2 separate regions of the Homo sapiens genome follow, and region 2 is linked to region 1. Evidence: chromatin contacts called from ENCODE Hi-C data. All regions are on one chromosome and are shown on one strand. The core of a region is the stretch at or near the end of the contact, and the rest is flanking DNA. Distances in the headings are between cores, read along the strand shown. Region 1 overlaps PRDX6-AS1 (PRDX6 antisense RNA 1). Region 2 overlaps RABGAP1L (RAB GTPase activating protein 1 like).

The links. Hi-C counts contacts between places; a loop is a spot of excess contacts on that map. Pooled maps may share reads with other maps.
Region 2: a loop to region 1 is called in a map of B cell, with 23 times the contacts of the local background. The contact joins two enhancer-like sites. A Hi-C loop is called at or near these places in 29 of 168 maps with a recorded cell type or tissue (A673, B cell, CD4-positive, alpha-beta T cell and 23 more), 25 of 37 single-sample maps with no recorded cell type and 39 of 50 pooled maps.

The regions. Positions count from the first base shown.
Region 1 is chr1:173,427,910-173,432,331 of GRCh38, reverse strand. All of the region lies in intron 1 of PRDX6-AS1 (PRDX6 antisense RNA 1), which reads left to right. All of the region lies in intron 2 of LOC100506023 (a long non-coding RNA gene), which reads left to right. It also overlaps a transcript of TNFSF4 not described here. Among named protein-coding and RNA genes, the nearest start is that of PRDX6-AS1, 31 kb to the left of the region's middle. RefSeq lists an enhancer at 768-1,062. Within about 2 kb of position 2,256, at least 34 of the 41 ENCODE cell types and tissues checked have a DNase peak (open chromatin) inside an H3K27ac peak, as active enhancers do.
Region 2 is chr1:174,215,456-174,219,877 of GRCh38, reverse strand. It overlaps RABGAP1L (RAB GTPase activating protein 1 like), which reads right to left. Exons shown (of 26, transcript NM_001366446.1): 2 at 583-753. The coding sequence starts at 720. Among named protein-coding and RNA genes, the nearest start is that of RABGAP1L, 58 kb to the right of the region's middle. Within about 2 kb of position 2,002, at least 3 of the 41 ENCODE cell types and tissues checked have a DNase peak (open chromatin) inside an H3K27ac peak, as active enhancers do.

The DNA.
Region 1 (4,422 bases), core at 1,007-3,506:
ACTTCAACATATGAATTTGAAGGGTGGAGGTACACAATTCATTTCATAACACTCTGGTTTGGATGGCAATTGTCTAACAAAGATCTAGTTGTTTTGGACTCGGGTGGCTGTGAGCTGGTCTCTGGGTTTGGACTGGATTCCTCACTGGGGAGCAACCCCTCGCCCTTTATCACCTGTTTATAGCATATTACTAGGAAGTGATGTGTCTTGCTTCACATTATTACGTGCCAAATGCTAATTGTGGAGGACCTCTTCTGCTTCTACCCTCTTAGGTCTTAGCCATTAGGTATTAGTTGTCAATCCTTAAGGCCTCCTTCACCCAGTTCTTTTAGGTCCTCTCAGGGCATTGCTACACTCTGCTGATTTCACTTTGCTACTATTATCAAGTGTGTATTCTAGCCAAGGGGGCTACATACTGAGCTTCAGCACCAGCCTGTGTTCATGATACATCATTGGTCACAAGTGAGGCTGGAGGAGAACTCATCTGCTGAGGAAGTAAGCACATGACCTGTCACCAAGGAGTCACCATTTGGCCAAGATCGAAATCCAACACTAAACTTCATTACACATCACCATCAGGTTGCAGTCCTGAACATGCATTGTATTCCATGCCTTGCGAGACCCTGAAATGTTGTCAGTGAAGGACAGCAGGCAAGGTAGTGCATGTGAAAACAATTGTTGACCATGAAATATTTTATTCAGAAATGAGTAAAAAAGAATCTTTGTAGCAGCCAGCCTTTCCCCTGGGGGAGAAAGCTCAGCAGTTGGTTTGGTCAGTTGGTTCACTGAAGGCAGATGAATTGGCACTTTGCAGTTGAGAGCCAATGCAGGCTCACGGAGGTGGCTTCTTTCTGCAGGCTGATTTTGGGCCCCCAGCAGGGCCCAAGGCCCAACAATCAGCGCATGGCTCTTAATTCTGTGCAACTAACAAATCCCGTCCCAGTGTGCTGAGAGCGCCCTCTAGTGCCCAGAAACTTCCTCAAGAATGGAGTGTAAAGACCTTTAAGGACCTTCATCAGGAAGGAACCACCATACTTTTGAATTTCAAGCCTAACCTGAAGATTATTATTTAAGGAAACCGACAAATTTTCTCAAAGAAATTATTGTATTGGAAAATATTTAGAATGCAAACACATTCTCCAAAGAAAACCAAAGACAACTACAGTGATTCATTTACTTTAGGTCTACAACAACAAAATATTAATTTAACAATACAAATAACATGCCCTTTAGCTCTTTGAAGGATGGCAATGAGGAAAACTGGAAAATAATGATCTAGCAATTACTGGCTGAACCACATTCTAAGAAATGTTAAGATAACAGGTGAACATTCAAAATTCAAATTTACCACTTTGGAGGCTGCTTATTTGCATGACAAATGGATTCTTTGTTTTACAGAAAGGCTTTCTCACAGGCCTGGGTTTTATTACCAATTAGCCTTAACCCCAGCAGAGCTTTAATTAGAATGCAAAGGGTTTGTGGGATCTGTGGGCACTGGAGGAAGAGTGTCTTATGTTGAGATTTTTATAGGATTAAGTACACAGCCTCTGAGTTACATCTGCTATATATAGCACAAATTATATAAACGTTGGTATTGCCTGTCACCTAATACAATTATTTGTGCAGACAGAGTATGACATTAATTCCTGCAGTGAACAACTCTATAGACCCTTCACCCTAATGTGTCCATTTAAATGGAGCCCTATTTGCTATGCACACACTTTTTCAAAGAATCTGTTAGAGAATGTGAATACCAAGTTATAAGCAACAAAAAAGAAAGCAACAAAATATAATGAAATCCCCATTACATCCCTTTGCCCTATAATACTTTCCCTTGACTTTGCTATAAGCATTCCTCTGGCATTCCCACTCCTGACCCACAAGATTATTAAATGTTTATTGTCTCAACTAACTATGCCAACAGGTTCGTAATATCGATACAGAGAAAGTGGAAGACTCTGTGAAAGTTATTTACATTAAACATGCAAGTGTAAAAAAGGATTGTTGAGCAACAGGAGTGAGCTAAGAAGGCAGTTGTGAATTCTGTGCATTCAAGATGAAACAATGTTATTTGTGTGTGTTAGCTGCCTGGCTGAGTAAATAAAGAAGATTCAAATTTGGCGCAGCTGTTCTTTCTCAGTGCTGCCTGGATATTAGATTCCCTGCAACCGTCTGTGTGCTTAGACCCCGCGTTCCATTGCGTAGGCTGCTGGCAGGCCTTTTTTTAGCGGAATGCAGCTGGGAGCAGGAAGGGTGGAGCCTGCTGGGGTTTGACTCAGCAGCTGTGGGCGAGGCCCTACACACTCTGTCTTGAGGACTGTGATAAAGGTTAAAAATAAAGGATAGCACTTGAGTGGGCTTCATAAGGAGTAGCAATCTAATTATAGGGCTTATTTTTACAAAGCAGCAGCTGACAGCGTCAGCCCAGCACGTCCTAAAAGTTCTTAGTAAGGCAGGAAGCTGCTACATTTGCTATGACCAATGTCACTTTAAGGGGTCTTGGCAATTACATTCTCACTCAACTTTTCCTTCTGCAACAAGGATATATGAGGGGGATTAGAGGATATTGCAAAAGCTCACCTTTTATTCAGACCCAATTAAAAACTAAACCCACTAAATCAACTTCCTCTCTCCCTTCTCAAACATTTATAAAGCGCCACCACGCGGCAGGCACAGTGCTGGGTGCTGCCATTCACACCCCACATGGTCTTTTCCCACAGCTGGTGGAGGTTGTGGCGTAGCCTGTGCTCAGTCTTGGATCTGTCTCTTGAGGACCAGTTTCTCTTTGGGCTCTTGTTTCCAAGAGCCATGGAGAATGAGCAGAGCAGCATCTAACAAAGGACGGGGTCCCCTCTCAGCTTCTCTGTCTTCACAAGTGAATGTCACACATTTTAAACTAGAACTCTTTCTACTTATTTAGCACCTAACAGATGCTACAAGAATTCTGGTTACTTTTTCTTTTCTGTTTGGGTCGGGAGCACATGTCTAAGTGTGACAAATGTGAGCAGATTATTTGGAGAGGTGAGGAAATACAAGAAAGAGGGGGGCCAGTCTTTTCTCTCTTTTGGAAAAATAATCATTTTTCGTAGAAACCAGATACTTTCATAATACTCTTTTTTTTTAAAGAAATGTTTTAACATGAAAAAAATTTCAAAGATACATACAAGTAGAGATAATAGTGTAATAAGTCCCCATGTACTTTTTGTCCAGCTTTAACAATTAGCAGCATGTGGCCTGATTTTGTTTTACACATATCCTCTCTCCTGTATTATTTTGGAGCAAATTTGATATGTTATTTCTTTCTTTCTTTCTTTTTTTTTTTCCTTAGACAGAGTCTTGCTCTGTCACCCAGGCTGGAGTGCAGTGGCACAATCTCGGCTCACTGCAACCTCCGCCTCCCAGATTCAATAAATTCTCCTGCCTCAGACTCCCGAATAGCTGGGATTACAGGCACCTGCCACCATGCCTGGCCACAAGTTTTGTATTTTTAGTAGATACGGGGTTTCACCATGTTGGCCAGGCTGGTCTCGAATTCCTGACCTCAGGTGATCCTCCTGCCTTGGCCTCCCAAATTGCTGGAATTACAGGCATGAGCCACTGCTCCCAGCCAATATGTTATTTCATCTGCAAATATTTCAATATGTAGTTCTATAGATAATAATTCCTTTTTAAAAAGTAACCACAAAACAATAAATTCAACTAACATTAGCAATAATTCATTAATATCATAAACTAGTCAGTATTTAAATTTATAATTATCTCATAAATGCATATGCACAATTTTTACAGCTTGTTTGAATTAAGATAAAAATCAGCTGCACATATTATAGTTGGTTCCTTTTTCTCTTAAATCTTTTATTCCATAGATTCCCCTTCCATGTCCCTCTCTGTTTTGTTATCCTGGCAATCAGTTGAAAAACTGAGTACTTTGTCCTGTAGATTTTTATGGATTGGATGCCTGTGGTCCTCTGTAACAGTATCCTCCATTTTCTGTTTCTTGTAAATTAGTACAGTCATGCCCCTCATAACAAAATATTCTGTCAACGATGAACCATTATGGATGGTAGTCCCATAAGATTATAATAGAGGTCGGGCGTGGTGGCTCACGCCTGTAATCCCAGCACTTTGGGAGGCTGAGGCGGGTGGATCACTTGAGGCCAGGAGTTGGAGACCAGCCTGGCTAACATGGCAAAACATTGTCTTTACTAAAATAAAAAAAGTAGCCGGGTGTGGTGGCGGGTGCCTGTAATCCCAGCTGCTTGGGAGGCTGAGGCAGGAATCGCTTGAACCTGGGAGGTGAAGGTTGCAGTGAGCCAAGATCGCACCACTTCAGCTTGGGCAACAAAGCAAGATTCTATCTCAAAAAAAAAAAAAAAAAGATTATAATGGAGTTGAAAGATTCCCATTGCTTAGTTATGTAGC
Region 2 (4,422 bases), core at 753-3,252, 790 kb before region 1:
GAAGACAGTTATACCATTTTCAAGCCTATATAACTGAGTTTACTTGCTTCCTTTTCTTTGACTTAGAAAGTGCAACACAGAAGTGAAAAAGGGACCATATCTAAATAAAAACTCAAATGCTAAAAATATAAGATATGCTTTAAAAACATTTAGACAAGTCGACTGTTAAATCACACAACGGAACGTTACCAGCTGATTTAAAACATAAAAATCATAAAGAAAAAAGTCTCTCAAGTGAAAGCAAAACATTTAATTAACTTCTAAAACCCAGCAGTAAGAGAAACAAAAACATCCAGATAAAGTAATGTAAAATTTAACCATTATGTCTAATTCACCAAAAAATCCTTTCTCTTCTTTTTCTTCTTTTATTCTTCCCCCTAAAATTCCAAATCAAAAGGTAAACAACCAAAAGCAAGAACTTTTTAAAATACACAAACCAAATAATTAGGGTCTGGATAAATCAAACATTGATTTTATTTTGAAAGTCAGCACTTGAGAAAAACCTTTGCATTTTACACATCTCCTAAGTTTCAAATAGTTTTTAATTAAAAATTATACCATATGTAGAAAAGAAAAAAATACCTTCAGTTGAGGTTTTTCTTCATGTTTTGTAGAATTATCATCTGCATACTGAGGAACCAAAACAAATTCTTCACTGTTCATTGTAGCCACAGAATCAGATGATCCACTAACCTTCTGTAATGAAGCTCTGACCTCCATTTCAGTTCTGCAAACTTCTCTTCCCACAACCACCTGGAAAAACAAAAGGGATTAAAAAAAAAAACCTACTGATTAAAAACATGAACTAATTAAAAACATGAACTAATAAAGCTTTAAAAATGGTTTATGTGAAGAAGAATCCTGCTGGCTAGATAATTATCTCAAAGTTAGGGAGGCTACCTTCTTGGACTGAGCCACTTAATGGAAATGTACTCTCTCTTCATCCTAAGTTTCCAGACTAATAGAGCCATATTGTTACCTAAAAATTTACACAAACCAGTCCATATCTCAACCAGATTTATCACTGTTTACCTGACACACTCACTCTCATTTCTCTTAGAAATACTGTTTTCTTTTTAATAGAGGAAATAATTAAATGATACTAGAAATACCTACAAATGCACACACAGACACAAAACCATATTCACTGACACTGCTATATTAATTAAATCTAAATGCTTCAAAAAAAAACTTATCTCCTCAAGACCGAATATTGTACCTGCAAATATTTTTTCTGAGTAACTAAAGTTGACTAATACAGAATTCAACATCCTAAGACATATAGCTTCTCTTTCCTGACACATTATCACTTATTAACACCAAAAAGAAAAAGAAAAAAGCTTCTATATTGCCTTCACGTAGCAAATAATGTTTCAGTAATCAAACACAGTGTAATTCTGTTTTCTGGATAGATCTCTACAGCATAGAAACAACACTCACTATCATATCCAGAAGTTCATGTACTCACACAACTAAGTTTAACTGCAGACATACACTATATAACAGACACAACTCAGCCCTGAGGTTACCTAAGTGAATAAGGAAAACAAGTAGCCTGCACTTCTGGGGCTTACATACTAGTAAGAAAACAAATAAAAAGGGAGCAAATGGTGATTCCAAGTCACTCTAAAGGCTATGCAAACAATAAACACGTTAATGTGACAAACAGTAGCTATGGGAAGTATACGGACAAATTAAGGTGGTAGGAAAAAGCTCTCTGAGAGGAAAATATCTGAGCCTAAACCTGAAAGACAAAAAAGAACCCTACTATTACACAATCTGCTCAGTGACCAAATGAGTAATGTGATAGAGGGGCAGGACAAGCAGGCTAGGGCTAAAGAACACGGGACCTTGTAAGCCATAGTAAGTCTACTGATCCATGCCTAAAATCCCCCCAGAAATGTTATTTTTCTTTCTAATTAGGTTACCTTTTCATTATAGCCTATAAGTATAGCTGCAATATTCCATTTTGCCATTAGGTGACACTAACACCATTACTCTTGGCAATAAAAAGAATGAGTCTAGCTTCAAGTTACATGTGTATCTTTTAAAAAGTAATTACTTTCCAACTTTATAAAAAATCAAAAATTTCAAGAATATCAAAATAAAGAATAACCATACTCCTGGACCAGTGTAATTAGCTAGCCATCATTTATTTCTGTTATGCATGTTAACACCCTTCCTTTTTAAAACCCAAGCGACATTCATCTGTCCTCTGAAGGTTTTTTTCTCACTTTGTATATTTTGTTTCTAAAAATGCAGAATGTGTTACAAGCCAGGTCTTTACTCTTCCAGACTGCACGATGAATCCTTAACTGCCAACACACCACATATTCCAGATGTCTTTCTGTGGTCAATCCTTCAAGTCCTTCTCAGGTTGCTGCTCCTCTACCTGATTTCTAAATGTTAGAAATTCCCTGAGTTCAGATCCTGACCTTTTCCCTTGTCACACACTCTAAGTAATGTCTGTCATTGTCATGGACGAAAATACCATCTGCAGGCTAACAGTCTTCCAAATTTCTATCCCAACTCAAATACCTTCTCTAAATTCCTGCCCTGAAATTCACCTCTCTACTTGATATTTCCATGTGGAAGTCTTATCGTATCTTAAATGAAACATGACCAAAATGGAATTCCTAATGTCTCCTCCAAACTTGTTTCCAGTCCCGATTTGCCATTTCAGTAAATAACACCACTATCTTCTACAAAGTTACTTGAACACGAAACCTGGATATCATCCTTGATTCACCTCCACTTCTTTACTCCTCACATCAGCAAGTCATGTCAGACCCACTTCCAAAATAAGACTCACATCTATCCATTTTTCTGTCTACTACTACTACCACTCTAGTCCAAACAATGCTCTTATCTACTGTAAAAGCCTCCTAACCCATCTTCTATTTCCAGTCTTCTTCCCTCAATCTACGTCATTGTTCACAAAGCTGCCAATTTATTTAATTTTTTTTCGGAAAATAAATTAGATTACATGAAAACTCCAGACCAAAACCTTTTCACTAAAATTTAAATAAAATTCAAACTGCTTCCCAAGACTTACAAGGCCCAATACACCCTTGCCCCCATCACTTTCTCATTATAATTCCTTAATCACACAAGTTCCAAAACAAGCAAAAACCAAGAAAAATCATTGCCAGCATATCTGGCTTGAAAGAAAGATTAAAAGTAGTTCTTCAGACAGAAAGAAAATTATATAGGTCAAAAATGTGGATCTATGTGATAAAAGGAAGAATAAATGTATTGGATGATTATACCACATGGACAAAAAAAAAAAACATGACAGCAATGGCAAAAAAAAAAAGGGGAGGGGGAGAGAGGGAGGAATTGGAAATATCCTGTTACAAGGTAATGGCACTACTTGTACATGGGTTACATGCAGTATAAAATTATTTAAAAAATTACTTTTTTACTCCTTTATTTTTAATTTTTGTGGGTACATGTGTATATATTAATGTGTTATGTGAGATACTTTTACATAGGCATGAAATGCATAATAATCACATCAGGGCAAATGGAGTATCCATCACCTCAAGCATTTATCCTTTGTGTTAGAAGCAATTCAATTATTCTCTTAGTTATTTTTAAATGTCCAATTAAATTGACTACATTCACCCTGCTGTGCTAGCAGATACTAGGTTTTATTCATTCTTTCTAATTATTTTTTCATACCTATTAACCATCCCCATGTCCCTTACCCATCCCACCTTCCCACTACCCTTTTCAGCTTCTGGTAATCATTGTTCTAATTCTCTATCTACATGAGTTCAATTATTCCAATTTTTAGCAATCAGAAATAAGTGAGAATGTGTGAACTTTGTCTTTCTGTGCCTGTTCACTTAACCTAATGACATCTGCTTTCATCCATGTTGCTGCAAAATGACAGGATCTCCTTCTTCTTTATGGCTGAATAGTACTCCACTGTATATGTATACATTTTCTTTATCTGTTGATGGACACTTAACGTTGCTTCCAAATCTTGGCTGCTGTGAGTAGTGCTGCAATAAACAAGGGAGTGCAGATATCTCTTCTTCGGAGTATATACCTAGCAGTGGGATTGGTGAATCATGTGAAACCTCAATTTTTAGATTTCTAAGGAACATATAAACTGTTCTTCATAGTGCTTGTACTAATGCATACTCCCACCAACAGTGTACCAGGGTTACCTTTTCTCCACATCCTCACTAGCATTTGTTAATGCTTGACTTTTGAATAAAAGCCAATTTACCTGGGGTGAGATAATATCTCATTGTAGTTTTGATTTGCATTTCTCTGATGATCAGTGTTGCTAAGCACCTTTTCATATGCCTTTTTGCCATTTGTATATCTTCTTTTGAGAAATGTCTATTCAAATCTATTGTCCATTTTTAAATTAGATTTTATTTTATTATTATTATTTTTTTTTTTTGA